Regions from separate parts of the Homo sapiens genome. Here regions 2, 3 and 4 are each linked to region 1. Evidence: chromatin loops called from intact Hi-C (ENCODE). Cell type or tissue: ascending aorta. All regions are shown on one strand.

What was found. Hi-C counts contacts between places; a loop is a spot of excess contacts. Peaks named below come from ENCODE experiments on the same cell type or tissue, not always from the same donor. Only the 100,000 strongest peaks of a DNase experiment are listed, where the experiment ranks them.
Region 2: it touches region 1 in a loop (11-fold over the local background); 82 of 110 quality-filtered maps call a loop at or near these places.
Region 3: a loop joins it to region 1, with 5 times the contacts of the local background. A loop is called at or near these places in 10 of 110 quality-filtered maps.
Region 4: it touches region 1 in a loop (5-fold over the local background); 45 of 110 quality-filtered maps call a loop at or near these places.

Annotation. Positions count from the first base shown.
Region 1 is chrX:17,686,022-17,694,021 of GRCh38, reverse strand. It overlaps NHS (NHS actin remodeling regulator), which reads right to left. Exons shown (of 9, transcript NM_001291867.2): 2 at 6,128-6,280; 3 at 1,554-1,687. Among named protein-coding and RNA genes, the nearest start is that of SCML1, 47 kb to the left of the region's middle. RefSeq lists a silencer at 3,647-3,706. In ascending aorta, a CTCF peak has its summit at 3,706 (motif pointing right); a DNase peak (open chromatin) is centred at 3,691; H3K27ac peaks cover 355 bases.
Region 2 is chrX:17,239,630-17,247,629 of GRCh38, reverse strand. No RefSeq gene overlaps it. Among named protein-coding and RNA genes, the nearest start is that of NHS, 130 kb to the left of the region's middle. In ascending aorta, a CTCF peak has its summit at 4,958 (motif pointing left); a DNase peak (open chromatin) is centred at 4,929.
Region 3 is chrX:16,832,551-16,840,550 of GRCh38, reverse strand. It overlaps TXLNG (taxilin gamma), which reads right to left. Exons shown (of 10, transcript NM_018360.3): 6 at 7,809-7,928; 7 at 6,194-6,268; 8 at 2,866-2,958; 9 at 635-730. It overlaps LOC124905251 (a long non-coding RNA gene), which reads left to right and starts at 726. Exons shown (of 2, transcript XR_007068399.1): 1 at 726-1,268; 2 at 1,691-5,825. In ascending aorta, a CTCF peak has its summit at 3,930; DNase peaks (open chromatin) are centred at 1,526, 1,815, 2,140 and 3,967; H3K27ac peaks cover 1,731 bases.
Region 4 is chrX:17,531,693-17,539,692 of GRCh38, reverse strand. All of the region lies in intron 1 of NHS (NHS actin remodeling regulator), which reads right to left. All of the region lies in intron 1 of LOC101928389 (a long non-coding RNA gene), which reads right to left. Among named protein-coding and RNA genes, the nearest start is that of NHS-AS1, 23 kb to the left of the region's middle. In ascending aorta, a CTCF peak has its summit at 4,272 (motif pointing left); a DNase peak (open chromatin) is centred at 4,257.

The DNA of each region.
Region 1 (8,000 bases):
GCTCAAAATTCTTCTCTTTCACCTCCCCCTTCCAAGAAAACCAACTTAATTAGCCATAAAACATGTTATAATGAATGGGAAAATATTTTAGCATTTTTATGCAGAAAATGCCTCATTAAAAGCAAATGCCTCAGCAAGCAGATTTGAGCTGCTTAAGAACTTCTGCTTTATGACAAATCACTAGCATGTGAAACTGCTCTATCTGAAGAACTAGAAAGCCCTAAGAGGCCCTTGTCTCCTTTTCTTATCCTTGGGCTGCAGTGCAGCAATGTAGTAAGTGCAACACGGCGCTCAGTGTGCACTTGATGAGCACTGAAGGACCTGCCTGCAGTCCAGCTACAAATAGGAAAAATGTTTTTATATTTTGTCCATTATCACTCAAGGTCTTATCTGGATGTTATATCATGTGGGTTCATTTAGATAAAGTCTGTTTTTGGCTGGATATTTGGCACCATGTGACCCAAATATTTTGCATCTCTCTTGCATATTGTAAAAGCCGTAAGAGTGCACAATTTAGAGTCATACACGCAATTTTAATTTCTAATAAAAACCTTAACTCGTACCCACACTATTGTAACTTCTTTAGACTTTGGGTCTTGAACCAGAATGACAAGACAGCAGGAATGCAGACATTCAGACAGGCAGTGTGGGCTGATTTGGTCACAAAAGCCATAGTCCCTCACTTCAATGATGCCTGCTCAGAGGCACAAAGTGCTCAGTTGTCCCCACTGAGGCCCCAGAAGGCACATCTGCGGTGATGTGTTTGTAGTGGCTGCTGATAGTATTTGCAGGTGTTTTGAGATGGGCTCAGCTTCATCATCTGTGACCCATGCTTGAGGGCTTGGGCTGAGTTACAGCCACATCCATCTGGTCAGGGCTGAAAGCCCCAGAGGCGATGACGTCACCATGGTATTAAGTTACCCTGGAGAACTAGCCTCCTTTGGAGAATGGGAAAGCATGAAATGATGACATGATTACTCTTCAAATGGTAATTTTTCGTATCACTTAAGTTCTTTACCAGTTCACCCCACCAAGTCAGCCATGCTGTCACTTTACCAGTAATAACAGTAGTGGCAGCTGTGGTTAACATTTCTTGAGGTCTTACTCTGTATCAGTCAGTCATTGGGCTAAGCACTTTACATGCCTTATCTCATTTAATCCTCTAGCCCTATAAACCAGGTACTATTAATATCCCTATATTACAGATGAGGGAACTGAGGGCAAAGAACATAAGTAACCTATCCTGAATCCTTCAGCTTGCAAGCAGAAGAACCGAGGTTTGAAGTATGTATTTTTTTTCCTGATTTTAGTCTGTAATTATTCTTGCTTTACTGCATTGTGCTACCAGTTAACTAAAAAATATGTCTGTATTCCAAAAAAGAGGCGTTTCTTTCAGGAATGAAAGGAAGGGAAATTAATTTGTTCCCAAATGCCCATGATTTGAGCTCTTAGCCAGCCCAGCCTCTCTCACTGGGAGGCAGGAAACTGACTCCCAGACAAACTGATGTTTCCTCAGCAGCAAGCATAGGGCTGCAGGTGGCCACCAAACTTACCGTTAAAAAGTGACGGTCCTTAAACTCACGCCTCCTCTGGCTGTGAGCTGGAGGGTAGGCTGGCAGTGGAGGAGCTGCAATGGAAAGGGGGGCAGCTGCTCTTTGCTCTCGGCGATCGCTCCGGCTCCGGTGTTCTGAGAAGGAGAAAAAGCAGTAATACTGAAATACACTTGGCATTTTCAATTTCTCTTTTCCCCTTGGGAGTGTTAGCAAAAGGCTGTAAAAAAAAAAAAAAGTGAGTTTTCATTACTTTAGCTAATTTGAATACCAAATAAGATTTTCAGAATGGTTTTTAATTGAACTTTCACTTACTATTAATATGAAATTGGATGCATACATTTCAGTGGATCCATCTCATAATCTGTACAAGAGGGCTCACTTCTGAGTTCAGTGTGACTTATTTCAAAACAACATAAGCAACAACAACAACAACAACAAAAGTTGAGAACATAGTGGAAGATTTGCTGCCATCAGTACTGGAGTGGAAAGTAGGCACAGACAAAACAGAGCTGCCCGGCCCACCCACTGGGTACGGGAGCTGGCTGTCACTGGCTCAGGGGAGCTGATTGCTACATATTCAGGAATTTGTGTGAGTCCATTTTTCAACTGTTGGTACCTGGAAATAACTCATGTTGGGAGTATTTACATCACATGTTTGCTGAGTGACTGAGAGTGAATTTATGCTTTCATTAAAGTCTAGTCTTTTAAAATTAGAATGTATTACATTTCTCTGTATTTCGAATGGGCTGTGGTGGGTGCCTTTACTGCCATGCGCTTTTCTAGGTCCTGTTACTTGTTTCTGACAGGCCTGCCCAATGCTGGCTCCATTTTCTTTGCCCCATTCAATGTGCTGCCCCCTAAACTAGGAACTGAGCACTCTTGAACTTTCTGATTCTATCCATGTCTGACTTGGCTGTCCGTGTGCCTCGCTGCCTGAACGTAGTGTCTGTGTCTAGAAGATGTGATAGTATTCCCCATCTCCCTTTGCTTGGGATTCTTCTGACAAATGTTGGCTCCCATAAGCAATCAGAGCAAAGTCTTCAAAACCATGTAGGTAGTCTTTGCTAAACTGCCTCCAAAGTCAATGTTTATCCGAAGGCTGTTTAAGATAAATGTCTTCCTTGTTAAAGTGCCCACCTCCAATGCCACCATCATTATGCAAGCAAACAGTGGGCTTTTCTAAATGGGTAACACAAGGAAAAGTGTTTACATTCTTAAATCCGTACAGAAGAGTCACTTACAGGTGTTACTGGTTAGGAAGAAGTGAAAGGAGGGGAGTAGTTGGAAGGGAGACATCAACTCAATTTTCCATTCAATCGCTCCCCTCCTACACAATCTTAAACATATATCTTTCTTTGCTCTAGGCTGGGAGTAGGCAGGCTAGATTAATGGCTCCCTAATAATACCTTTTTCTGGTGCTGAGGTAGGGAGAACATTAGTCCACTACAGCCTGAAACTGCAGTGGAATCTTGCTCCTTATTCCCTTAGACCAATGAAACTTATGCTGCAGCCTCCAACTTGAAAGGAAAGGAAATATAAAATATAATTATCTATTTATAGTTGCTTATGAATCTCTCTCTCCATGATTTATGAACATAAATGATAGCATCACATAAAGCCATTACTGGCTCTGAGCATTAAAGAATTACTAAGGGGGAAAAAAAGTAATCAGAGCCTAAATAACTTGAAATACATGTAGATGCTACATCCTCCACAAAACCCTCCCTGAAGCTCTATGAAATGACTTGGTACATTTCTTCTTAGCCTCCCTATCACTGTATTGAAATTACCTGGTTACTTGTCTGTCTCTCCACTAGACCAGGGATTCCTTGTGGGCAGCATACGTTATTGCTTTTTGACTCTTAGGTTCTACAACACTCCCTTGCCTTCAATAAAATTTGTTGGGGGGTTTGCTATCAAGCAGATCTTGAAGGCAGCCAATTTCTAGGTTTTAATCTTGGTCCTCCAGCTCTCTCCTTACAGTCTCACCTCCAAAAGAAGCACAGAGCTGCTGTCACCACAGCCTCATTTGTCTGTGTTTCATTATCCACTCCCTCATGGTGGAAGCAAGGCTATTCCAGCTGTCCAAATAGAGAACCTACAGGGATGCTCACTGCAGCATTTGCTGAGCATGGCAGTTGTCTGATAGGTCAGTATTATTCATGGCCACCAGATGGCAGAAGCAGATTATGCTGATGAATACAGCAGTATGCTATTGTGTTTCTTGGACAAGGTTAAAAAAAAAGTCACTTTCTAATTTTAATTCTACACTGCATGTTTTTAATTCCATGATGGCTATAATTCTTGTTTATGGCTCTCTGCAGTGCTATTAAAACTACTACACCCAAGATATGCTATTGAGCCAACCGCAAAACAAGCCAGTCTGTGGAGGGTAAAACGCATCTCCACAGTCTTCCTTCCAAACCCCAGGAGGCCCCACATCCCTCTCTCACCGCCCCACAGGAGGAAGTTCAGAGAAAATTGATATCGGCACTTGCTGTTCTTCAGTTCTGCTTTAAGTCTAAACCTGACAAAGCAGTGAAATGTGATAGTTTACGAGCAGCTTGGTGTTATCTGGTGGAATCCATAAAATCCTAATCAGGGATGACTTATTAATAAAATAAAGGGATAAAAATAATTATACCTAAAGGGCTAATGTTACCCAAGATTTCTAATGATGGGACCTGAGAAAGGATTTGGTGAGAACGATCAGATTCCTTTATAGTCATCCTGTGCCCTCAATGTTCAACCAGTTTTTTGCAAAACTTGATTCAGTTCCACAAATGTTCATTGAGGACCTACTATATGTCAGCTTCATGCTAAGTGCTTTGAATAAAATAAATTAATAAGATATCATCCTTGCCCTTGAGTTGCTCATAGATTAATGGCTTATTAGTGGTTGGTTGGTAAAACAGGCCCATAGTGGTTGATTATAAGATTCTAAGTGGCAGGATGGGAGGATGCACAGGATATTATGGGAAGGGTGCCTAATCCAGGCTGCAAAGGAATGGCAAGTGTGGAAAGAAAGATTTTCAGAAGGTGGCTTAAGTTAAAAAAGAACTTCTTAGCCAACTATAAAATTGAAGTGAATGGTAAGTATGCCAAAGATGCTTCTACAGGATACTGATCATCACTCTTCATTGTAAGTGTCACAATGTCTTCCCCTAATAACCAAGGAAAATTTTTAGAAACAATTGCTTTAGGGATATTAGGAGGTTAGCTCTTTCATTAAAAGGAAAAAAAGATGAGGAAGGGAAAAAAGATGAGGAGGGAAAAAAGATGATAATTGAAGGCAACAAACTATTGAAGATAAGGATGGGGAAAAGGCAGGAGTTATACAAATGTGGAATAAATAAGATGAAAACAATATCACCATTTTGTTTCTCCACTTTGATAATGACATTAAAATATTTTACTTGCATTTTAATACTTTTGCAAAATGCCATTTCTTAAAAGAGTGTAGGGAATTTGGAAGAAAGACATTGAATGTGTAGACACCATCTATCTCCATAGCAAGAATCTAAAGGCCAAAAAAAGCTGACATGTCCCCTTCTGATACCCAATTTAGGGGGCTCTAAAACAATGAAGCTACTTTTTATTCCCCTTGTCCTAATTAGAATGGTTTTAAGGCACTGAAAAGCAACCAGTGTAAGAAAAAACTGTATTCCTATTTTGACTGCTATGAGCCTATCTCTAGCTTTCTCAGGACTGTGAGAGACATGTAAACATCAGTACCTATTTCCATGAGACACAGTGTATGGCAAGGAGGAAAAGAGCTCTGGCAGGCATTTCAGAGGCTTAGGTTGGGTCCTGGTACCACACCTAACCTGCTATGTGTGACCCTGAGCAAGTTTCCTCACCTTTCTAGGCCTCCGCGTGTCCCACTAAAGAATGGGGGCATTAGACCGATCACTGGTTCTCAAGAGAAGCAGAAGAGCCCTCTAGGGGATCATTCTAATTGTTACAATGATTGGATGGGAGCCAAAGATGACAGCCATCCCATAATGCAGAGGATGGTCAATGAAAATGTGTCCCAGGTCTCACACAATTTTAAATGTTCCATCAGAATCTCTTATAGGGGAAAAACCTAGTGCCTATTTATGAGTCAAGCCAAATTCCCTTTTCATTCTAATCCAAAGTATTTATTTTTTGCCCATATCTAATATATACTGAATGTACCAGTTTTTATGGTCATGCCCTCCTGCCCCTCGGAATAGTTTCTGAAGGTCTGTACTTAATCCAGACTTGCTTTTGACAAGTGCAGACATCTGACTGCTTCATGATGTCTTCTAGTGAGGTCATGCCTGAGCATTTGCATATTGAAATAGATATTATTATCAATAATTTCCTTTTAATTTCTCTTTATTATCATATTTAGACCATAATATTATTTTTTCTTATGTGTATGGGTTGGGCATATTACCCATGGATTTCATTTCAGGGTAGAAACGGGAGCATTTCAAAGTACTTGCTATAATAAGGGGGTGTGTTGGGGCTGATGGGACAGAGGACACCTGGATGGGACAACCTCCGAGTTGTCTCCCGCAAAAGCCCCCAAGCCCAGGATCTGTCACCTCTGCGCAGGGCTTGCAGGCTCTGCCGGGCGTGGCGGTGCAGCTCCTCCACGCAGGGTGGCCTTGTGGCTGGGAGGAAGATGTTGCGCTGCTGGTGCCACGGGGCGCGGTAGTACACACTCAGCTTACTCTCTATGTCCAGGTTGGAGACGGCTGCAAGACAAGAAACAGGGCGTTGTCCATCAGTGGCTTTAAGTTGTGCTTTTGGCCAACCCTGGGGTGGGGAAGAGGACAGGAGTAAAGTCTGGGTGGAGTGGAAGTCCAGACTACTGCATTCACATTAAGAACTAACTCAAGGCCGGAGAAAGGTTTGGCATTTATGATACTGATAGGGACAACTTTTGCCCCTGAGCCGAGGCACGGGAGGCTCCAAGACACCAACCGTCTACCTATGACTAGCTAATTTCCTCTCCGTACCTTCATTCCTCACCCTTGGCACAGTCGCTCATCAACACTGACAAGCCCCTGGCTAGCCTGCTTGGGGGTGGAGATGGGGGTCCTGTTTCTGAAAAATGTGGAGGAAAGCCTCAGAGATGAATGGAAAGGCTGCCTCAGCTCCAGCCTTCTGGCCGCAGGGCCTCAGAGCTGTAGTTCTGCACGCCGCCCCTGCTGTCCACCTGAACTTCGGCCTATACCTTGCCCTGCCTCTGTCCCTTGTGGTCCCGTCCCCAAGGTATCCTTATCATGCCCTACACCTACCGGCTCCATTGCCTGTCATCTTTCAAAGCATTGCTCTTCCTTGGTTTCACCCAGGGGTGAGCATACGCATTAAAGAAACCATCATAGAGGTAATGAGTATTAAGGGAGGGAAACTGCAGATGCAAGATGAGTTTTTGCAACTCATCCAAGAGATCAAGGAAGGAAGGCTTCCTTCCCCCAAACACAGCATTTAACTCACTCTCATCTTCTTCATGTACACAGGGATCCTAGGATGGAACTCTCCATGAGTTAAACAGAAATTCTGCTGGAAGCAGATGTTAGGAACCAGGAGGATTTTTACTAAGAAATGGCTGCAAAGAGGACCTCACAAGCACCTGGGTAGCCTGTCAGCCTCGGGAATGGCATGAACTGGCCCAGTCTGCTTTACCCTCCAGACACACTATCCAGATCCAGACTCCTGTCCTGGGCCCACCCTGCTCCCCCCACCTCCCAGTCTCATCTCTTTCCACTCTGGTTCAGTAATGGGGGATTGACTGAGAAATCAGGCTCTCCCTGCATGCAAAAGTCAACTCCTACCCAATGGGGCAGAGGTCGTTACCAAACCCAACAGAGAGGACCATGAATTCATGTGCTCATGACAGCTGGGAGAAGGGACAGAACAGAAAGCATGTCTGTGGAAAGAATGGGCAAGAAGCCAGGTGGGCAGTCCTAGAAGTAGAGGGGCTTCTGAGCACCCCTTCCCTTAGGCTCGTCTTTTCAGGAAGGTGGGAGCCAGGATACAGGGCTGGGCCAAGGTGACTAAGAGGTAGACCAGAAGACTCTTCTAGTCCCTCATTCCCTCAGCACTGCTGACCAGAGGCTTAGGGTGGTAACTTTTGACAGCCCCTCAGAAACCAGGTCAAGTGGCCATGGCTCTTTAATTCTTGTGTGGGGAAAACCTGAGCCCCTCCTATTTATCTTAATGTTCATCTGAAGAAAAGGCTCATCAGAAGTGCTTGTCAAAAACACAGATTCCTGGGCATCAACCTAGACTTTGAATCAGAATTTCCAAAAGAAAGGCCTGGTAATCTATATTACATGAAAAGTTATTTTTATCATCAGGCAGGTTTGAGAAACACAAAATGTCTTCTGATGATGCCTTGGGATCTTGTAGGAGTGAAAGGAGTTGGGCAACATGAGGGAAGGGAAGACGCTGCTGAAAATGGAAACATCC
Region 2 (8,000 bases), 450 kb after region 1:
TTAGTCGGGGGTGGTAGTGTGCACCTGTAATCACAGCTACTTTGGAGGCTTAGGCAGGAGAATCGCTTGAACTCGGGAGGTGGAGATTGCAGTGAGCCAAGATTGTGCCACCGCACTCCAGCCTGGGTGACAGAGCAAGACTCTGTCTCAACAACAACAACAAAGATAAAAAGGGAAAAAATATACAGGAGCATGTGTGGACAATATTTATGGACCAGATCTGGAAATAGAAGACCTCACTTCTGCTCACATTCTGTTGGCCAGAACTCAGTCACATGGCCACATCCAACTGCTAGGGAGGCTGGGAAATGTAGTCCAACTACTTCTGCCACTGGGCAGATATTTAGCCATTGGGCACCTGCATTTCATTGTTGGCTTCTTGAGATTGTCTGAACCCTCTTAGCTTTTACTTTTATGGGCTGCTGCTAAGCTGGCCTCCCCATTCTGTAATTATAGAGTTTCTCTTTTGAACCTCAAGGCAGGGCTGCTCACTTAACCCATTCACTGCCCATTTGGGTTTCTCATTGTGCCTGCTGCTTCTACCACTTTTCTTCCTTTCTTTCTATTATTATTATTACTATTATTCTTATTTGAGACAGAGTCTCACTCTGTCACCCAGGCTGGAATGCAGTGGCGTGATCACAGCTTACTGCAGCCTCGACCTCCCAGGCTCAGGTGATTCTCCTGCCTCAGCCTCCCAAGTTCCCTTTAGGAAGATCCCTTTGGCTGTCATATAACTGAGACCTACCTGGAGAAGAGCAATTTTTAACTGAGTGTAATCAAGTTTGCATAAAGTCAAGCAAAGCAATGGTGCTGACCTAGTTCAAGGACAGCAAGGGCTCAAGAGAGTTACTAATTAATAAAAATTACATGTTAACATAGTCACTTTCTATAATTTTTTGCCACTTTTTTTTCTGGATTTGCAAGTTGATTTTCAGATCTTCAGTTGGTTTATTCTTTTGTGTCTTAAGTGCCACGTGAAAACAAGAGGAAAAATCATATAGCTGGCTCTGCTCTGCATTGCTGGGAATTTTGAAAATGAACTTGAAGTCTACGTTGCTTTCATCGCATTTTGGGGCTTTGTGGGCCAGAGCATTTGCTCTGTGTATCTACTTTCAACCCATAATGCAAGACATGTAATTAGTGGTGCCTCCGCCTCTCCCTGGCAAGCTCAATCAGGCAAAGCCCATCCAAATATACTCCACAGACTCCTCTTCCATGGCAAACCAGGGCAGATGTTTCTTACTCCAAGGCACCATTTTCTTTCTTTTTCCTTTCTTTCCTTTCTCATTTATGTATTTTTTGAGACAGGGTCCCACTCTGTCACCCAGGCTGGAGTGCAGTGGCACGATCTTGGCTCACTGCAGCCTCAACCTCCTGGACTCCAGTGATCCTCCTACCTCAGCCGCCCCACCCCCCAGGTAGCTGGGATTACAGGCATGCACCACCATGCCCAGCAAATTTTTGCATTTTTTATAGAGATGGGGTTTCACCATATTGCCCAGGCTGGTCTCAAGCTCCTGAGCTCAGGCAATCCACCCACCTTGGCCTCCCAAAGTGCTGGGATTACAGGGGTGAGCCATCGCACCCAGCCTAAAGCACCATTTTCAACCATTTCTTCTGCCAAAGAATAGTCATTTAGATGTCACTAAATGGTACTTGCCCTGGAGCAGCTCTCATTAATTAATAGGGTTATTAAATTCTGGACATAGAGTTGTATATGGCTAGAATTCCATTACAATAAAACCTCAAAGGGGTTAGTACCATATAGATCAAAAAATATCTTGAAAGACATTTTTGACCCTCTCCCTCTCCCTCTCCCTCTCCCTCTCTTTCCACGGTCTCCCTCTGATGCCGAGTGGAAGCAGGACTGTACTGCCGCCATCTCTGCTCACTGCAACCTCCCTGCCTGATTCTCCTGCCTCAACCTGCCGAGTGCCTGCGATTGCAGGTGCGCGCTGCCACGCCTGACTGGTTTTCGTATTTTTTTGGTGGGGACGGGGTTTCACTGTGTTGGCCGGGCTGGTCTCCAGCTCCTAACCGGGAGTGATCTGCCAGCCTCGGCCTCCCGAGGTGCCGGGATTGCAGATGGAGTCTCATTCACTCAGTGCTCAATGTTGCCCAGGCTGGAGTGCAGTGGCGTGATCTTGGCTCGCTACAACCTCCACCTCCCAGCCGCCTGCCTTGGCTTCCCAAAGTGCTGAGATTGCAGCCTCTGCCCGGCCCGCCACCCTGTCTGGGAAGTGAGGAGCGTCTCTGCCTGGCTGCCCATCGTCTGGGATGTGAGGAGCCCCTCTGCCCGGCTGCGCAGTCTGGGAAGTGAGGAGCGCCTCTTCCCAGTCGCCATCCCATCTAGGAAGTGAGGAGCGTCTCTGCCCGGCCACCGATCGTCTGAGATGTGGGGAGCGCCTCTGCCCCGCCGCCCCGTCTGGGATGTGAGGAGCGCCTCTGCCTGGCAGCGACCCCGTCTGGGAAGTGAGGAGCGTCTCTGCCCGGCCACCCATCGTCTGAGATGTGGGGAGCACCTCTGCCCCGCCGCCCCGTCTGGGATGTGAGGAGCGCCTCTGCCCGGCCGCGACCCCGTCTGGGAGGTGAGGAGCGTCTCTGCCCGGCCGCCCCATCTGAGAAGTGAGGAGCCCCTCCGACCTGCAGCCGCCCCGTCCGGGAGGGAGGTGGGGGGTCAGCCCCCGCCCGGCCAGCCGCCCCGTCCGGGAGGGAGGTGGGGGGCGCCTCCGCCCGGCCGCCGCCCCGTCTGGGAGGTGGGGGGCGCCTCTGCCCGGCCGCCCCTTCTGGGAAGTGAGGAGCCCCTCTGCCCGGCGGCCACCCCGTGTGGGAGGTGTACCCAACAGCTCATTGAGAACGGGCCATGATGACGATGGCGGTTTTGTCGAATAGAAAAGGGGGAAATGTGGGGAAAAGATAGAGAAATCAGATTGTTGCTGTGTCTGTGTGGAAAGAGGTAGACATAGGAGACTCCATTTTGTTCTATACTGGGAAAAATTCTTCTGCCTTGGGATGCTGTTGATCTTTGACCTTACCCCCAACCCGGTGCTCTCTGAAACATGTGCTGTGTCCACTCAGGGTTAAATGGATTAAGGGCGGTGTAAGATGTGCTTTGTTAAACAGATGCTTGAAGGCAGCATGCTCCTTAAGAGTCATCACCACTCCCTAATCTCAAGTACACAGGGACACAAACACTGTGGAAGGCCCCAGGGTCCTCTGCCTAGGAAAACCAGAGACCTTTGTTCACTTGTTTATCTGCTGACCTTCCCTCCACTATTGTCCTATGACCCTGCCAAATCCCCCTCTGCGAGAAACACCCAAGAATGATCAATAAAAAAAAAAAAAGAAAGAAAGACATTTTTGAAAAGGCAGAGTGTAGCTCAACCTCGTGCGTAGCATCACAATTTTTTTAGAGCTAAGAAATCCATAGACTCATGCACACATGCAAGGATTTACTAAGCATCTACTATGTGCCAGGCACTATAGTGGGTGATAGAGATGAAGATGAATCCCTGTTTAGAGAAGCTTCTAGGCCAATGGGGAAGACAGACATTAGTTGGCAATTTGATATAACAATATAATAGGTTATATAAAATGCAGTGTAAAGATATTAGACCTGAATGAGGTCTTATGGATTTTCAAATCCAGTCTTTCTCAACCTTTTAGAACCAATACCTTCCTTTATGTAAAAATGAAAATCTCTAGGTCACCTTCAGGAAACCAGGAGATGTGAAACTAGAGTTGCCCTCTGTGGATCTTGGCCAGCTCAGAAGATCTGTTCCTACTTTACTTTTTTGTAGCTTAAAAAAAAATCTTAGTGTTTTCTAAATATTGAAATGCCATTTTAAAAATTCCTCTCTCCTATCCTCCCAACATCTACTATCCCAATTAGGAATAGCTCACCTAAGCCAAGCGCCCCATTTTGAAAGTCCAGAGAGGGAAAGACCAAAGCTCAAGGGTCCTAGTACCTGCAGTGTTGTTTGGGTTAACAATGATGTGGGATGATAAAATAAATAGCAAGACTGGTTTAAAGAATAGTTTAGCCCTTGCTTCTCAAAATATGGTCCATGGACCAGCAGCATCACCATCATCTGGGAGCTTGTTATAAAGGCAGAATCTTAGTCACCACCCAAATCTATAGAATCAGAATCCACAACCTAACAGGATCTTCAGGTAATTTGCATATACCCTAAATTCTGAAAAGCACTGCTGTAGCAGTCATTGTTGATGCCCCCAACCCATATCTCATCTTCCCACCTAATTCATCAGCAGGTGTGGTAGACAGTTTCTAACATGCCAATAGCTTCCTGCCTTAAATGCCTGCATCTTAACTCCTTGCATGTATGGTGAAGTTAATACCCCAGGGTAAACCTTCACCCAAGGAGGGATGGAAGCCAGTGGATAAAGGTCCGTCCTTCCCACTCTTTAACCGGAGAGTTGATGAATCCTCAGCTAGTATGATTTGTCCAGTGATACAAACATCTTACCAAAAGGAATAACAAATAATCCTGTAAGGTTTTTGCCCCAAAACTGACCACAGGATCACACTGACCCTTTCCAAGTTCTACTTTGTTTGTGTGATTGTTTGGGTTTTCCTTGGCTCTTTGCCATTCCCCCACCATCTCCCATGACTTGGGATTACCCCAGGCATGGGAAAATGGCACCCAGTAATTTTTTGTAAACAGACTCCACCTGCTTCTCTCATACAGGTTCCCCATGTTGCTTTGGGAATTCATCCAACAGTCTCTACCTTTCAAAGCCGTAAATCAGACAATGATCTGACTGAGGCTGGAATTTCAGGGCACCACTTTCTTTATTTGGGTTGTTTTTAATCATAGGCTTGCCCTTCTTATGTCACACTGGCCATGGTCCCTCAGAGTCTCTAATTATTTTACTTACTCTAAGAGACATGCCGTCCATGGATAATGAATGTTGATATTCTGCCACCTAGTGGAGGAACTGGGACTGCAGAGATGGAGCTTAACCGCTGAAAACAAGGAATCAATAATAACCATGTTCTTATTTGAATGCTTATTATGTACAGACCACTCTACACATAGGAGCTCTTTCCATCCTCACAGCAACTCTGTGATGACGGCGTGATTTGAATTTCATAGGCTTAAGAAAATTAAGCAACTTGGTAATAGTGACATAGGGATGGGACAAAAACCAATGAATAAGTGCGTTAATGAGTGGGTTAGAGCTCTGGGCAACAGAGGCTCAATTCTGCTGGGGATCCTTTGAGAAATCAAAATTTTTTGGAATAAAAAAACCTTCAGAATCATCTCACTGGAATATGGAGAGGCTGCAGCATGTATCCACTGACTCCCATTCCTCATTGGTTGAGAGTTCCCCCAGGGGTGTTAACCCACCCAGTGATTCTGAATTGTACCTACTTGTGGCTGAGCAGTCTCCAGTGATGTCAGTGAATGCCCTTAGGAAAGAAACAGAGACATTTAAGTTCTGGAGGTGGGGAGCTGCCAGAACAACGGAAATTTAGGAAGTGATGGAATAAGATTCTAATCTAGATCTGTCTGACTCCAAAATCCATCTTCTAACCCATCCATCAAACTGCCTCAATGGTCAACCATGTATGATATATTTCACTGGTCACATTCTTGCCTGGAAAGCTCTTCCATGTAGTCCAAGCTATAGGCAATGGTCTGTCAGACCCTGAGTTCTCATCTTAGTTCTGGTTCAGATTGTAATTTGAAATCAGGGTCCATGTTCTTCTATGGGTCCTCTGATACACTGTGGGTGACTACGGTCTTTGGTCTGTCTCATCTCACCATGCTTACAAGCAGACATGTTGCCTCGGCTTCTTGAACTTTGGCCTGAAAATGCCTGATAGATGTAAATCCTAAAGCAACCAGCTGCTGCCTAGAACAGGTTGTGGACATGTGGCACAGCAGTCCCACAGTTCTTAGCTTCATCCAGGCCCTCCAGTCTTTGCTTTAGCGTCTTGTTCAATATCACCAAGATACAAATTGTTATTAGGGAAAGAGAATGGGCTTTTGCCAGACAGACCTGGATTTCAATCTGAGCTCTGCCACTTACCAACTGAATGAGCTTGAGAAGGTCCCTTGACCTGCCTGAGTCTGTTACCTTACCTATCCATTGGAGCTGATAATACCTACTACCCTTAGGGTTGTTGTGGTAACTGGGTATAAGGCAGATCATGAGAAAAGGCTTCAGATGCAACTAGTTTATTTGGGAGGTGCAGAGTAGACTGGTAGGGAAGTGGGAGAAGCGAAGTAGAGAAGGGAGACAGCCCATAAAGAGGGCATTGGTAAGCTGGCTACCACAGTGGGCAACTGATTTCATCCTGCAGGAAAACTCTGGGAAACAGCGTCAAACCCTCTAAATCAGAATTATCTCAAACAAGAGTTGAGGGAACTGGGGTATTTACATCCCAATTCCTAAGAGTTATTAGTTGAGGGCTACGCCAGGAGGGTGTTAATTCCTCAACCTTCACACTGTCTAGCAGGTAGGAGGGGGCAGCAATGAGCCCTGAGGCATGCAGGCTCCATCACCTGCAGTTGGAAGTGGGCCAAAGCATTCTGAAAGGACCATGGGATGCAAGCAGAGCAGCTCAGCACCTACTTTAAGTAACCAGCACATGCCAAGCACAGATGAGCAGCTCAATATTTTGGCCTCATCTTATTGCCCCTCCCTGCATCCCACTCCCCTTCAAAGTCTTTCTTTTGCCATCTTGCTGAGTATGTGTGATGCACTTGCCATTCTCCTCCTCTGTAATCATGCTCCTATTTAATCCTTATGCCTCATTCTTACTCTATTTTCTGCACTACATTCACCTCCTGCCACCAACTTATATTAGTGCCCTCTTCGGCACACTGTGTTTTGCTCAACTCCCTCATCCTTGAGCTGTTATTCTTTATTTTCCCCTTTATGTTGACCATTGGCTTCTTTCCCAACTGTTCGGGAATCAGCCTTTGTGATATTTCAGAAGTCACTTCTCCCCATGACTTATGTTAGCAAAAGCTTTTCCTTCTCTCTTGTTCCATAAAAGATCAGGTTGCCCATTCAAAATGAGCACTAAGTTAAACAGCACTGTGACAGACACTGTGGATTGTCCAGCCAATGACCATTCTATCCTCTTCTTTTTGCCAAGAACACACTGATTTTTGTTTACCCTTCAAGTAGAAGCCATGTCCTTCAGGGGAGGCCACACCTCTCCCCAGAACCAGGGAGGAAATACTTTTTGGTCAAAGCCAATCAGGGTGTTAGCCTTTCCCTTGCAAATGACTAGTTTCTTTTTTTTGTTTGTTTTTATTTTCACTTTTATTTATTTATTTTTTTTGAGACGGAGTTTCATGCTTGTCACCCACGCTGGAGTGCAATGGCACGATCGTGGCTCACTGCAACCTCCCGCCTCCCAGGTTCAAGCAATTCTTCTGCCTCAGCCTCCCAAGTAGCTGAGATTACAGGCATGTGCCACCACGCCCAACTAATTTTTTGTATTTTTTAGTAGAGACGGGGTTTCACCATGCTGGCCAGGCTGGTCTCGACCTCCTGACCTCAGGTGATCCACCTGCCTCAGCCTCCCAAAGTGCTGGGATTACAGGCGTGAGCCACCGCGTCTGGCCAGACAAATGACTAGTTTAGATATTGTTATGTTAGACAATTCTGAGACCTAGAGAATGCCAATGGAGGTCTCTGGGAAGGTTTCCCTTGCTCATGAAAAAGGTTTCTTTTTTTCTTCTGCCTCTGGAAATTGTCACCTGTGTGTAACACCCAGAATTGCCACAGTCCTCTTGGAACCAAGAGGGAAATCAAAGAGAAGATCTGAGAAGTGGAATTAGAGCCACTATGTCATTGAGCCACTAACTCTGCCCTAGAGCCTGCTTATCTAATTGTTTAAGCCCATTTTAGTTGGGTCACCTGTTACTTGCAACCAAAAGCATCCTTAAATGATATAATAAAGCCCTTAGACTTTGGAACTTAGTTTTTTTAAAAAAATGCTTATGAAAGAATGG
Region 3 (8,000 bases), 850 kb after region 1:
CCGCCTGCGTCGGCCTCCCAAAGTGCTGGGATTACAGGCGTGAGCCACTGTGCCCAGCCGAGAACAAGGTTCTTGTACACATGTGCCCCAGCGTTTTCTTTCTTTCCTGAAGTGTTATATAAAACAGGCAAAACGTACTTTGTTGCTTTTTTTGAAAGCCTAATAAGTCAAGCTAGAAAGGCCCTACATGCTGCATCAGCATCACCTGCATGCTTGTTAGAGAGGCGGATTATCTGCCTCCGCCCCCAAGAACTAGTGACTCAGCCTCTGGGAGAAGCCCAGCAATCCTGGTCTTAACAAGCAGGCGTCTGATGCAAGCTCAAGTTTGAGAAATCACTGCTGTAGAAGAAAGCAAAATCTAGATGTTTTATGCTATCTCCGACACAAGCCTGGGCTGATTAACTGGGTGGTAGGAAGCTCAGCCCCTCACTCAGGGCCCTGTCCCTAACCTAACTGCCAGGAAAGAAGTCACAGATTCTACCCAGCAACTCATCCCCACCCCCGCCCCAACGCGGGCTGGAGTCCTCAACTATGGTAGTAGTGTTACAGCACACGTCCCCGGCCCCGATAGGTACCTGAACTCAAGGAGTCCCCATGACTAAGACTACACCTTAGTCGCAGGAAACCATCTCACCTCTTCAGCCATTTGCAGAAGTGCTTTATTATTGTTTTCCCATTTGGTACGCCAAATTATTGTTTCTTTTTCCAGTTTTTTAATTTTCTTTGTCATCTGTGAATACAATTGCACATTTAAATTCTAAGTTCCCTTCCTTATCTCTACTCCCTGTCCCAGTACACAAAAATGTTTCTGTGCCCCTCCCCTCCCCCATCCCTGCACCTCCCTCACCCAGCTGACAGCTGTGTGTGTCTTTATAGAAGTAGCTGTGCCTGCCTGTCGGTAGCAGAGCTTATCTCAGAAGCTCCTAGGGTGGAACCAAAGAAGGGGGTTTGTATTATGAGAAAAACAAATTTAATCTCCTCAATTTCAGAGGCAGCAGCACATGGAGGAAGCTGTCAGCCACCACACTCTGAACTCAGTTAAGGCTGAAGTGCAGCTTTCATCCCAGCTCCGGGTAGCGAGAGACAAGCCCTCCTTCTCCCTAAGTTGTATGAAAAAATGCCCATGACTGAGTTTTCTGTCCATTAAACGAATTCCTCAGATTCTTGGGAGGACAGCGATCTTCAGCCCCACAAGACATTAAGAACTGACACTCCACCACAACCTCCAAGAACACATCAGTTTCAGAACTCAAGGCAGCATGATTCAGGTAAGACTCCAGTGACCAAGAAGATAAAAGTAGTTAATACCTCAGCTTTGGTCATCCTCACAATTCGTGAGGCTGATTTACTTCAGATTTTGCTAAAGATAAAGTGGGTCCCCAAATCAGGGAAGTGTTAAACCTATGCTACCAGAACACAATTTTCAGAAATTCAGGATGCATTTATCCATGCCTGTAGCTAGCTACTTTCTCAATATGCCTTCATCTACTGTTGACTGCACACCAGCTCTGATCCAGGTCGGGGCATTGAGCCAGGTGGTGTTAAGGGAAACAAGGATAAGACAGAGCCAGTGCCCTGTGCCTTGGGTAATTACCCACAAAACTGTAACACAAGGCAAACCGGGACAAAGGCCATGGGAAGAGCTGGTGGAAGACCTAGGTTGACTGCTGACCCATGGTGATCTCTGCAGCCACGGACAGAGAGGAATGTGTTCCAGTCCCAGAGGACCAGAAGGATGGCAGATCCAGGAGGCGGGAACTCTCTGTTCCACCTCAACAGTGAGTCTGTGCTGGCGTCCAGCTATCACCTGCACTGTGCCTAACAGCGCCCCCTCAATTGCAGCCTCAACTGAAAGGACTGGCAGGCAGAACGAATCTGCTGCTCATGGAATTCTCCAGATTACCAGGTCTAAAAATACCTGGAGGTGGTAATTTGAGCACCAATCAGCCACATGGTAACTGAGTACATGTTAATGTGCCAAGCACTGTCTGAAATACTCTATTTCATGAAGGGCAGGTTTTTGTTACCAATTTTAACAGTGAAGGAACAGAAAGGTTTAACAATTTGTCCATAGTCACACGTTCTATGATGCAACTGGGACATTAACCCAGGGCGCACGGTCTCCACCACTATGTGAGATCTAATAATAGTCATGACTAACATCTACTGAATGCTAACAAAGTGCCAGGCACTACTGTACTTCTCCCCAACCCAACGCTATGTTTTTAAATCCCCCATTTTTAAGGGAAGGATGCCAAGTAAAATAAGGCTGGCTGGCTGGCTGGATATGCATAGAATTATATACTTTGGTCCTTAGCTTGATCTCAAGGATATCTCTTTCCTTAACATAGGCAGGAAAATGCAACAGAAGCAAAAGAATTGGTTGGGTCAGGGGAGAAAGAATTCAGTGGGAGTAAAGATAAGAAAAACAGAGAAGCTAAAAAAGGTAGAAACACTGATATATCAACCAACCAAAATATATGATTATTATTCTGGGCTTGGATGTCTTTCAATAGTTAATCTCCAAGGACACAGAGTTTTATGAGAGGGCTGAGGATGATCCTCTAAAGTGGTTAAAACAAACAAAAAACAGCAACACACCAAAAAAACCACCACTTTATTTCTAACAAGTTGCATTTAATATAGGATTTCACTATAATAAAGGTAGAATTCTAAGAGCATAGAGAACATTAGCTACTTGGGGTACATTGAGGGCAAAATGACCAAAAATGCCACTGGAGGATCACTAAAGAGAAAATGAAGACAGTATCATAACAAAGGAAACTCAGCAAAATAGTAATCACACTTAAAAGAGCTTATACAAATTCCATTTGATATACTATTCTACTAAAAATATGTAAATACCTTTTCCATTTCCTGTCTGAAGGTTGTAAACAGTTCATTGCTTTTTGCCATGGTAGTCTGGAATTCTTCAAACTTATCCATATAAAGAGAAAGCTATAGGAAAAAAAGTATGAAACATTCTGAGTTCCATGCAAACAATTCCAGTTCCCAAACTTTCAAAAGAACGTAGTATGGTTACTTATTACAAGTGATAGAAATACGAACAAATGCACATCCAATCCTTGGACACCAGACATAGATGGCTAAAGTTCTGACAACCCACAGAAATGCATTAAAACTGAGGACATTCTGTTGACTTTAATATTAGATCTCCACCCATTGGTCATAACACAGCCTGAAGGATGTGGTGACTATAAACGTCATGCATGTGGAGTGCTCGCCCAACTACCCCTCTCCTGCCAAGTGAAAACTGTCCTTGGGAAAAGATCATTCCTTTAGAATACCACCTGCAGAGTTCTTAGTTTGATAGCAATGGTATCTCTTTCCTTAACGAAGGGAGGAAAATGCAACAGAAGCCAAAGAATTGGTTTGGTTGGGGAAGAAGAATTCGGTGAGAGTAAAATTAAAAGAAAACGTAAAGAGATCTACTCTTAACATAGTCCTACCCTCAAGGAATTTTTATTTAAGGATGAGGGAAAAATGCTAACCAACAAGGCAAGCAAAATATAAAATGGAGTCACCATCTTCTCCCCCTTAGAAAGGAGTCCAGAGAAGTATACGGGGAAGGGCACACTGAGGCTCAGGATACTTAGGGGAAGCTTCATGTGGGAGGCCTGAGCTGGCCCTCATAGGTGAGCTGAATGAGTTCATCTTAGACCAGGAGGGAACCTTTCAGAGACTATCCAACATAATCACATTATTTTCAGGATAGGGGAACAGAGAGAGACCCAGAGGAATAAAGTATTTTGGGCAAGATCACACGATAGATATAAGAAAAGCAGAGAAGAATAAAGGATCTTCAGAGGCCAAGAAACAGCATAAGCAGTGCTGGATGCAGAATATTCACCAGCACCACCTAGCGCACAGGATGCAGGGCAGGGTGGAATATGATGGTGCCCGCCCAGCCACAGCCAGCAGGGGGACGGGCCATCCCGGAAGCACTTAAGCAGCACGCACTGTGGTGTGGTGGACGCAGAAGCCAACTGAAAGTTAGTCATCTCACAGTGACCTTGTGCTTGTTAGGCTAGACGAGGTCCCTGTGAGATGGCCAAGCCACATCTGCACAAGGGCCTGGCCTGGGATGAGGACAAAGCAGGAAGAGAAATGCAGGGTGACCTGGAGAACACACAGGATTTGTTAGCAGACACTGACGGGGCCTCTGACATGACAGGCCTGGAGTTGGGGCAAGAGTGGTGCTCACGCAGAGGGAGGGAGCAGTATTAGTGCCTGAGGGACATTAGAAGTTACAGCAGTTTTGATGTGGTCCTTTAGGGTCTCACTCTGTCGCTCAGGCTGGAGTGCAGTGGCGCAATCACGGCTCATTGCAGCCTCGACCTCCCTCTTGGGCTCAAGCAATCCTCCCATCTCAGCCTCCTGAATAGAGGGGACTGTAGGCACACACCACCACACCTGGCTAATTTTTGTATCTTTTATAGAGATGGGGTTTCACCATGTTGCTCAGGCTGGTCTCAAACTCCTAAGCTCAAGCGATCCGCCCGCCTTGGCTAGGATTACAGGCATGAGCCACTGCGCCTCGCAGGCACAGTCCACTTTTATTGAAAATGGAACATCCAAATAAAGACTGTCCCATGTGAGAGTTCAGTGCTGGCCCAGTGGGTAGCCAATAAGTGGCCACTATTATCACACATGGACCTCCATGGCTAGATTACAAAACAGCGGGTGAAGACAGCACAAAGACTTTGAGTTACACCAGCAGATGCTGGGAAATGACATGGTGAGGGCAGAGAAGGTGAGACATGCTTGGGAAGGACAGCCACATTTAGAGGAAAACAAGAGGTGACAGCAAAGGAAACAAATAGTGACTGGATAAGAGGACTCTGAGTGGTACAGATCACAGACAACAGAAGCTACGATGGTGACAGTACAATAGAATTGGAGCTGGCCTGGGGGCTTGGTAAAAGGGCCCTCTGGTGACTTCCGCAGCATTGTCAATGACACCCACGTTCAGGAACATCTTCCAAAGCCATCTGGAGACTTCGTACCTTCTCCACATCAATTCTCATCTCTATTTACATGGACAACTGACTGTATAGGGCTGATAAGTAAGAGATTCAAATCTCCTAGAAGCTTTCTGGCATGATCTTCGGTTCCAAAGATTCCTCATATCTGACACCTCTTGAATATTCACTCTAAGTTAGGCTAGCTTTATAGGACCTTAAATTCATCACATTGTAAGATGTTCCCAAAGAAAAGCAGCACTCCAAAGAGGTGCTCATGAAGATCATGCCAGTCTCAAGGTCTCAGTGTTATTTTACAGCTAATCTAGAGTCTTCACAAAAACTTATATGATAAACTTTTAAGTAACACTTCTTTCAGCCAAATGTAATCTAGTTAACTGAAAAAAAGGATGAATGTATAGGTAGAAATGCCTAATTTTACCCATCTGTAAAGCCACGGCAAGTCTTTCCTGTACCTTTTTTTTTTTTTAAGGAGCTAACTCCTCCTACACTCATTCCACACAAGGCAACCACAGAGAGAGATCACAGCAGGACACACTTACAGGGTCTGGAATGAACAAGAGGGAGGGCCCTGATGAAAAACACCAGCACAAGCGATCCTGCCGCCTCGGACTCCTGAGTAGCTGGGACTACAGGCGTGCCACCACACCCAGCTATATGTAGTTTTTAAAACAACTTACGTGCTTATAGCACAAAACTCTAAAGATATTAGAGTTCACTATATGAAATTGCCATTTTTTTAGGCCAAGGACATATTCTTGTCTTGTTTAGCAATTTCACGTGGTTCAACTTGATACAAAATAAATAAAATATGCAGATGTATCAGTTTTCCTTTAGTGGGAAATTTAGTGTAACCGACTGAAAAAGGGAGGAATTATCTGGGCTCTTAGAAAGGGTCACTGAAGACAGGTTGACTAACCGTCCCAGGCTGCCTGAGACGGGGCATTTCCTGGGACACGAGACTTTCAGTACCAAAACCAGGAAAGTGCTGGGCAAACTGGGATGAGGTAGTTAACCTAAATAAAGTGGAAAATACCAAGAGGGCCATGAGATTTCTGCCTCAGTCCTGGTCAGCTCTGGCTGGGAAAAAGCAAAAAGCAAAACCATCTTAGAGGAGATTGAAGATATGCAGAATCAAAGGAACCACAGATTTTTCTTACAAATTGTACTATCCCCTGCTGTGAAGTTACCTGCTGTTTTAGTTGTACTTCTTGCTGTTTCATTTGTTCGTATTTGTGCCTCGATTCTGTCGCTTCTTTTAATAACTAGAAAACAGAAACATTCTGGCAAAATGCTAATGGTAATTACAAGCAGGACTAAATATCAAATGATCAGAGTTAGGCTTCATCCTTCTATTTTAGCAAGAACCACAGGTCTACAGATGAAACAGTCTGTTCCACAAATTGCCATTTACCTGTATCTTCTATCTGTCCCACTGGTTAACACTTAGGAATGCAGGAACAATCTTTTTATTGCTGAAGCAGAAAAAGTACCCTGGGGGCCTAATATGGTTTCTAAAACTCAGAGTTAAATTGTTGTGTTTTAGGTGAAAATAATTACATGTACAGTATTAGCAGAGAACACGGCTGATAATCTTGATATTATCTGGGTGACTTAGAAAAGCCCCGCTATTCCCTGAGGCAAGACGAGGCAGAGTGAAAGCGTATGGGGAAAGCAACGCAATCAATCTTGAGACCTGGTTTCTGAGCACTTTTTTAGAAAGCGGGGAGGGGGTGGACATTTTCATTTATATATAGTACTTGTGCTTTCAAGAAAATCACAAAGTTGCATAGTAGGCAGTTGTGAAATTCAGTCCCTGAAGTAAAATATCACACATAGTCCAAAGAAGCCTAGAAAAGTCCTACTGAAGCAACCAGAAAGTACACACATGTAATGAATATGAGTGTGTGTGTGTGTGTGTGTATAAAATTTATATTCCAACTTTGGAAATGATAACCATTTCTCAGCTGAACACTGGATACTATTGTCAGTTCATATGGAAGGATGACACTGTGAAAAACATGTCTCTCTAAACCCTAGATGCACTCAGTGTGACATGCCCGCATGACGAGGGCCACTCAGGAACTGAATCTTCACACTGTGCTCATGTCAGGGCTGTGGATGCAACAGTCTGCATTATTGCAATCATTTCTCCCTTGTGGATAAGCACTTAGCTGAATTTGCACATGGTAATATACATACCCAATGAGATTCCACTGTATTCACAATTACTGACAGGCAATAGAATCTGAGCATACACTGGCAACAATGCTGAGTGATTAGGGTAGAGAATTCTGTTTAAATTTTATCAGAAAATTATACCAGAGTAAGTAAATAAATGACTTCCCCAGTTTCAAGTTACTTGTTTGAAAACAAAATGTAATCATATATAGGAGAGCTGTGGCTTGGTAAGCTTGTTGTTAAACTGAATCACCAAATTTAACATGCTAAATGTGAGCACACAACTCTTGAACCTGATGACCATTATCTAAGATGGGAACTAAATATTCTAAGCACAGAAAAACAACAAGTGCAGGTCTTCCCACTGATTTGGTATAATCTTTCCAGTATATTTTCTGTATAAAAGGTTAAATAGAAATAAACAGCCAAATGCTTTCTAACACACACACACCACATACTCTCTTCTCAATCTACAGCAAAACACCAGCTGGCATGCCCCCAGGTGCTACATTAAAGGTAGAATAGATAAATGTTTCAAACGGCCTTGGTTACAATTTGATGTTTCAAATGGCCTCAGTTACAATGTTGGCAATAATGTCTTTGTTTTTAAGAAGTAGAACTTACAAACTCTCTCTCTCTCTGATGTTTTTCATCAGCTTCTTTTATCAGTTGTGTCGTTTGCTGCAGTTTGGCATCCACGAGCTGCTGTTGCAGTTCCTTATGTTTGAACACCTTATCAATGTGCTATGGGAAAAGGAGAGTTTCTTCCATCACTCACCAAAGAAAGGAACACAGTGGGGAGGAAACATCACAGCA
Region 4 (8,000 bases), 150 kb after region 1:
TCCAACCAAGGTCTGCTAGGGTCCAAAGCCTCTGTTCTGTCTACTGCACAAGGAGAAACTTCCCTGGGGATGCTTCAATTTTAGGGCAGAAAGGTCCCAGACATGTGCTAGGAGCTAGAGAAGGGAGGAAAAAGAGAAAACATGTTCTAATTGCCACTGATCATTCATTCGATAATTTTGTTTAGCATCTACTATGTGCCAGGCACAATTCTAGGCACTGGAGATACAGCAGTGAACCAGACACAGGTCTCTGACCCCATGAAGCTTATATTCAAGAAAGGCCAAGCAGAGAAGCAGATACATGGTGTAAAGTTAAATAAACCAATTATATGCTATGTCGCAGAGCATTAAGGACTGTGGAGAACCATCAAGCAGGGAAGGAGGACAGAGAAAGGGAGTGGTTGTGTGCTGTTTTAAATGGGGTAGTTGGGAAGGGCCTCACTAACCAATAAGGCAAGATATGACTCTCTCCTAAAGAGGAAAGAGCCAGAGCCATGCTTTCAGGGGAAAGCATTCCAGGCAGAGGGAACAGCAAGGGCAAAGGCCTTGAAGGAAGACCCTGCATATATGGTAGGCTTAAGAAGCAACAAGGGGGCAATGCAGTGGGGATGCAGTGAGAAAGAGGAAAAATGGTAGAGGTGTCATGAGAGACGCATGTGGGTAGAGGGCATGTGCCCATCATGTAGACTCCTGTAGGTGCTTGGGACTCTGGCTTTTACTGGAAATAAAATGGAAAGCCAAAAAGCCTGGCTGAAAGGGAGGCAGAAAGACAAGGGCAGTGGCTAGACAGGGAAGCAGGAGAGAGGGAGAGTCACTGTACATCCAACCTGGACATCTAATGCGCTCCCAGGAAGAAGAGAAGTGTACGCCCCACTTAAGAGCAAAGAAAAGCGGTTTTGATCTGTCTGTGCAACATTGGGCACCCAGAGAAATGCTTTCCTGGCCTCAGAAAGGTTGGCTTCCCCACAAGCTAAGGAAATTGATGAGAGCATGACCAGAAATCTATCCGGTGAAGCCCCTTCCCACTTTGCACGTGTTCATGGCTTCTTGCTCCGTACACCTATGACCCTCTCCCTGAGGGCTTTCTCTGGTCACTGGAGCACAGAAGTGCCAGGACTCAACATCTCTGGGAGCAATCAGCAAAGGGCAGGAATTATGAAGAACACCCCAGCTTCCTCACCTCCTAGGCAGGAAACTCTGACGTGTGTTCTGCTTAGTTTCCCAGAGGTCCCCAACAGGACGAAGCCCCAATTGCCCACGCTGGGAGCCTACTCTTTAGTGCACCTATGTCAGCTTCCTTCTCGTCCCTGTGTTACCTCTCCAGGCCCTAACCACTGCTTCCAGGACCCCCCTGAGCAAAGAGCATTTGCTCCATTCCTCATGTCATGTCTGCTTTTAGAGGAAGCCAACCTAAGACACTGACAGAGTCCAGGAAAGGCAGTGCACTTTTACAGGTCTCAGCTCCCGCACCTGAAAATGAGGGTGTGAGACTATATGAGTCCAGGAACCTTGCCAGCCTGCAGATGAGGAAATGCACAAACCTGAAATCTGAACTCAAGAAGTTCATGCTCCTGACCTGCCTCCAATTCCACCCTCTCTCCTCTCTGCGAAAGAGCCAAAGTCCCACTAGCCCTGGGAATGCTTGGCCTTCCGCAAGATGGGGGCACTGGAGGCCTCCACAGCCAGGCTGAGCAGGAAGCCCTCCTGCCCGTGGCTGGCTCTGCAATTCTCCCTTCCTGTGGATGTGCTGGGAACAGCTTCCCTTTTGTTTTCCCCTCTGATCCCCATCTGCTCAGCAACTGCCCAAATTCAATTCAGGCGTCGCGTGCCCCCAGCCTCCAGTCGGGCATTGTCTCTTAGGAATCACTCCAATCCCCCCAAACAAAAGCCCTCAAATCTGAATAAACCCTCTGACATCAGCCTGGCGGGTCAGGAAGCTGAGCAGGACAGTCCCCACTCCCGCCTCTTTTAAACCCTTTGGCTTTGCTGACCTTTGTCTAACCCCTAATGCAACATAGTCTCCTGTCACTGCTAGGCCAGACACCACATTTCCTACTTGACTTAGCCACTCTGCTGAGCCAACAGGCCACCTCCATTTTGGGGGGACCTGATACTTTTCTTTTTTGAAGTTCAACTTTGTCCTTTTACAGAAATTCACCTCCAAAGTGTCTGATTTTTGAGAAGTTAGCTCAGGATAGCACCAGGCAGGACCCTGTCCTTATCTCTGCCTGGGGCAGGCTAGGAAGCATATTACTGGAAGTTTTTCAGCTACATAATTTACTTCCAATTCACTTTGCTTTCTCCTCCTCATCCAAAGAGATTCTGTCTTCTTCTAGGTGTAGATTTGCTCCAGTTTAAACCTTTAATCACAGGAATTTCATTGTTCATTATGCTTGGATCACATTTAAAGATAAAGCTCTCATCTCCTAATGGTGCTTTTGATCGAACTTAGCTGGTCAGTTTTGCTGATTCCAAAACCTAACAGAACAGGCAAAACATCTACCAGAAACTTCACTTCAAGTTTGGTGCCATATACGTGCCCGAGATGGGACAGATGGAAGGAAGATGCCCCACTTATCCTTTTTTTGTAAATTGGTCTTTGTCTTGCTTGGACATGACAAGAGTCTTTGCTTTGCTTTCCATCTGGCAAGACTTTGCTGCTATTTCAATACATTTCATGACTCATATTTCAATTTATCTCCACAGTTCAATCACTTTATAGAAAATCAAGATTAGAATTCCCCAAAAGTTTCCTTCCTGGAAAAATTCAACTCACCATACACCATAAAAGCCTGGTAGCATGGTCTTCAAATACCGTCTTAGAATGGAAAAAAAGAGGCTTTGCAAAGAAACATTCTCAAAGGTTTCATGCAACGAACAAGAACAACTTGTTGATTAGTCAACACAGTACCCATTTATAGAAAGTTTCCTACGTGTCAGACAGTGGTTAGGTGTGTGGCATAAGTGAGACCTATCTTGCCCACACAAGAATATACTTTTAGATTTTCTTAAAGAAAAAGAAGCAATTTATTGGGTTCCTCTAACTTTTCTGTAAGAAAGAGAAAATCCCAAACCACCCCACTAGCAGAACAACAAATGGTTCAGGAATAAATCAATAAATCACAAATCTGACTCTGACTCAGAAGGAGCAACCCTTCCAGTACTTTTTCCTTCCCTCTATACTCTACACATGGATCTCTGACTAGGTAGAGACAGCTGGAGATGTTATTGCCCAGGGATGAGCTGGCTGTAAGAAAGAGCCAGTGCTTTTGGAACACACATAGGTCCGAATGCAAGTTTTTTGTTTGTTTGTTTGTTTTTTGTTTGTTTGTTTTTTTGAGACGGAGTCTCGCTCTGTTGCCCAGGCTGGAGTGCAGTGGCGCGATCTCGGCTCACTGCAAGCTCCGCCTCCCAGGTTCCCACCATTCTCCTGCCTCAGCCTCCTGAGTAGCTGGGACTACAGGCACCCGCCACCACGCCTGGCTAATTTTTTGCATTTTTAGCAGAGACGGGGTTTCACTGTGTTAGCCAGGATGGTCTTGATCTCCTGACCTCATGATCCGCCTGCCTTGTCCTCCCAAAGTGCTGGGATTACAGGCGTGAGCCACTGCGCCCAGCCCAAATGCAAGTTTTTAAAGTTCATCACCAGCTACAGACACAGGGAAGACCTGTCAAATGAATGAAGGGGGAACTTGGCCAAGGAGTTTAGGGAAGCAGAGGGAATGAGTTAAATGTTCCCTTCTTCGACATTTCAGGAAGGAGGCAAGTCAGTGGTTATTTCTGACAATACAGAATCTATTCAAGAGTTACCAGCTGGGTGCAGTGGCTCATACCTGTAATCCCAGCACTTTGGGAAGCCAAGATGGGAGGATCACTTGAGCCCAGGAGTTCAAGAACAGCCTGGGCAATGTAGCAAGATCCCATATCTACAAAAAGCTTTTTAAAAAATAGCCGAGTGTGGTGGTGGGCACCCGTGGTCCCAGCTACTTGGGGGGCTGAGGCAAAATGATTGTTTGAGCCCAGGAGTCCAAGGTTGCAGTGAGGACCTGTGATCACACTGCTGCATTCCAGCCTGGGTGACAGAGCAAGACCCTGTCTCTAAAAGAAAAAGTTAGCATTCGGCCACTCCTCACCACTCCCCAGACTGAAATATACCATGGTGGGCGCTATCCCAGTCTGAGGTTCTTGATCAATCAACTCACCTTAGGATGTCAAAACTAGAGCAGACGAGAAATATCTGTTAGCGGTGTTTGACTAGGGATGGTGCTGCCCCCTACAGGTATATGGCAGTGTTGGGGGTGCTTTTGGTTGTGACTAGGAGAGGGCCTTCCTTACTGCTTCTAGTAGGCACAGAGATTCTAGATGACCTGGAATGCTCAGTTCATCCCATGCAACAAATCATTGTTCCACCTGATCCACCTATCACACCCCAGCAGAAGCAACCTGTGACCATCATTTTATAGAAGAGGGACAAAATCTCAAGAAATCCCCAAGGTCAGAGGAAATGGTGGGATATGTTTGGGAGATGCTTTCAGGAAACATAGTGGGAGAGGGGGTAAGTGAGACGGGGAAGGGAAGGAAGCTATAAAGGTAGGTTATGAAACAGGTTTCTGCCACAGGCAACTGAGGTTCAATCTTGTTTGGAGACTCTGGGAGACACTGTAGTACACAGCTCAGAGCTGGCCCACCTGAGAAGTGAGGAAGCTAGGGTATTGATTCTCCAGCTCTCATCTTTCATTGACTGAAGGCTGTTCAGGAACATTAATCCCCAGGCACTCTGGGCCTGCCCTGCTCGAAGGCTGACAGAAAGCCCTCAGGAAGAGAACTGCAGACACTTGGAGTAGGACACTCTCCAGGTGTGCACTGGGACACCAGATGCCAAGAACTTGTGGGTGGGCACCAATAGCATCTGCTAGAAAAGCAAGGACAAACATTGAACATGAATCTGGGCACTTATTCAGTTCCTGAATCAAACAACCAGGGCCTGTGGAAATTGTTGGAAATGATTTTTTATAAACTTGCCTTTATGCTTGGAAGAGTCCATACAATTAAATTTTGGAACCCCACAGTGGATTTGGCCAAGGGTCTCTCATGAAGCCATAGACCCTGGGGAGTTGCCATTTATGGGGCCACTAGAGTCATTAGAGTCATAACTAGAATTTTAACTTCTCTCTTTGAAGACATTGCTGCTTTCTGAGCTCTTGTCCCTAACTTTCAAAACAGGAAAGCTACAGCAACACAAAAATCCACCAAGAGCCACCTAGGTCTCCAACATGAGGGCGTGTGCTGGCTAAGCAAAGGTAGCTATAGGCCTGGGGGAAGAAAAACATGGCATTACTTCCCAAAATCAATGTCCCAGGCATCGCTAACCACACTGGCCTCCTTGTGACCTTCTTCTTCAGGAGGCATTCTCTAATGTTCTCTCATCAAAATATACAATTTTCTGCTCATGAAATCAACTCATAGTCTCAATCCTATGAATTCCTTCCAAAGACCCACTGGCTGCCAGGGCATCATGAATGCATCCTGGGCAAAGTGTGTTAATGTGAGAGTAGACACACGTGTGTATGCACACACACACACACACACACACACAATGACCTTTCAGGCAACAGTCCGAAGAAGGCTTTCTTCCTCTCAGTAGGTTAGAGAACTCATCATCAAAAGGGAGAAAACAGTAAAATATCACACTTATAGACTCCCTTAATTAGGTTTTGTAATTAATTCTGTTAAGTGCTGACAAGACTTTTGCTCAAGAAAAGTGCATATTAATGGCAAGAGAAGAGAAACAACAATTTATTGGACATAGTGTTAGACATTTCTGTATTTATGTCATGTAATCTTCAAAACAGCCCTCAGAATAGGCATTACTATTAACCTCATAGTGCAGGCCATGAAAGCAAGACTTAGAGAGGCTGTGGGGGCTGCCCAAGGTCATGGGACCCAAAGGGCTGTGTCAGGAAGCAAACTCAGTTCTCCAAGACCCAAGACCATGCCTATGACCCCAGCCCTGTCCATCTTCCTAGCAGGAGTCATCACTTTGTGCTCAGTACTTGAAAGTGATTATTCCCTGATTGCTTTAAAAGTCATAATTTTAAAAGTCAACAAGGCCAGGGCCAGTGGTTCACACCTGTAATCCCAGCACTTTGAGAAGCAGAGGCAGGTGGACTGCTTGAGCTCCGGAGTTCAAGACCTGGGTAACATACAGAGACCCTGTCTCTATAGAAAAAATACAAAAATTAGCCAGGCGTGGTGGTGCATGCCTGTAATCCCAGCTACTTGGGAGGCTGAGGCAGGAGGATCACTTGAGCCTGGGAGGTCGAGGCTACAGTGAGCCATGATCGTGTCATCGCACTCCAGCCTGGGTGACAGAGCAAAACCCTGTCTCACTCAAAAAAATAAAAATCAACGAGCAACCTTACAAAAAAAGGTTGCCGAAAAATCTGTAAAGGACTTAAGCACACAGACTCACACACTGGAGACGATTCCATATAGAGCCATGCCAATGACTTTCACTTCTCTAAGAGCTTTGGCCCTCTCCCATGTCTTTGCTGCCCCCACACTCCTGTGTGGTGGGCGGGGCAGACACTTGCCAGCAACTTACTGGCCTTTTCTGGTGATGGTTGTTGTTCATTATAGAAAAATCCACGTAGGTCTTTGGTAGGCCCTGCTCTGCAGAGCTAATACTCATCATAACAATAGATTCAGCATCTCTATACTACAGGCATTGTGCTGAATGCCTCACACTCAGGATTTTATTTATTCCTCCCCATGGCTCTACTGGTAGAAGCTATTATACCCATTTCATAGATGAGAAACTAAGGCTCAGATAAGTTAAGAAAAGGGCCCAAGTTGCCCACCAGTAAGTGGCCGGGCCAGGGTTTGAACCCAGGTTAGTGCAAAGCGGAAGCCATTTCTATGTAAATGAATCAATCCATCGAGGCACACTTCTTTAGCCCTGATTATATGCCAGTTAGTTTACTCCAGAACCCCAGCCCTAGCCCCTGCCTTGGTCTGGGCTTTCTTCCAATAATGTTGGCATTTTCACTGAAGGGCCAAGATCTCATCCCTTCCTGGGAGACATTCTATAGACCATATCTCATGGTGACGTCTCAGGCTCTCTGAATTTGCTCTTGTCTTTGTAAAGGAGGAAGCCTTCAAATGCACAGTGAGGGGAGCACTGAGGTTGATACGAAACTCAAGGCACACTTCTGGTGCCATCGTCCATACTGTTACTGAATTCTTTACTGCTAGGAAGGTCTCCAGGGACCAGCCATCTGCTTTTCCTCCCTTCAAGGGCAGGGACTATATCATTCATCTTTGTTTCCTGGGGCTCCGGTCCAGTGCCTGGCATATAATCAGGGCTAAAGAAGTGTGCCTCGATGGATTGATTCATTTACATAGAAATGGCTTCCGCTTTGCACTAATTAAAACCAGAGCAAAGAAGTCTTCCTGACCTCGAGGGCCAATTCATGCTACCAATTATCTAGACATTCAGAGCTGAATTCTTATATATTTAAAACAATTTTAAAAAGTTTTCATTTTCCAGTGTCATATTTTAGGAGTCTATGTGGGGTGTGAACCACTGCATGGAGCTGCAAAGGATCCCACTGGCTTCACCAACAAATATTTGTTGGGTGCATTCTAGATACCAGCTCCTGGGGAGACAAGAATCAACACAAATGAATGGGTCCTCACTCCATGAAACTTACAGTCTAGCAGGAGAGACACGCATTAATCCAATTGTCACACTTTGGATATATAACTGCATAGGGCAAAAAGCACTATGAGGATAAGAAGGAGGGTCAACAACAAAGGAATCTCACTGGCTGGAGAAGGTCAGAGAAAGCCTCCCTGGGGAAGCTTGAGGGGCCATTGGCAGGATGCTGAGGCACTAAGCAGGTGAGGTGGGGCTGGAGAAAGCACCTCAGCTTGTGCAAAGGCCCTGTGGGGGCCTGAAAATAGGCCAGCGTGGCTGCAGCACAAAGCCAAGGGAGGGC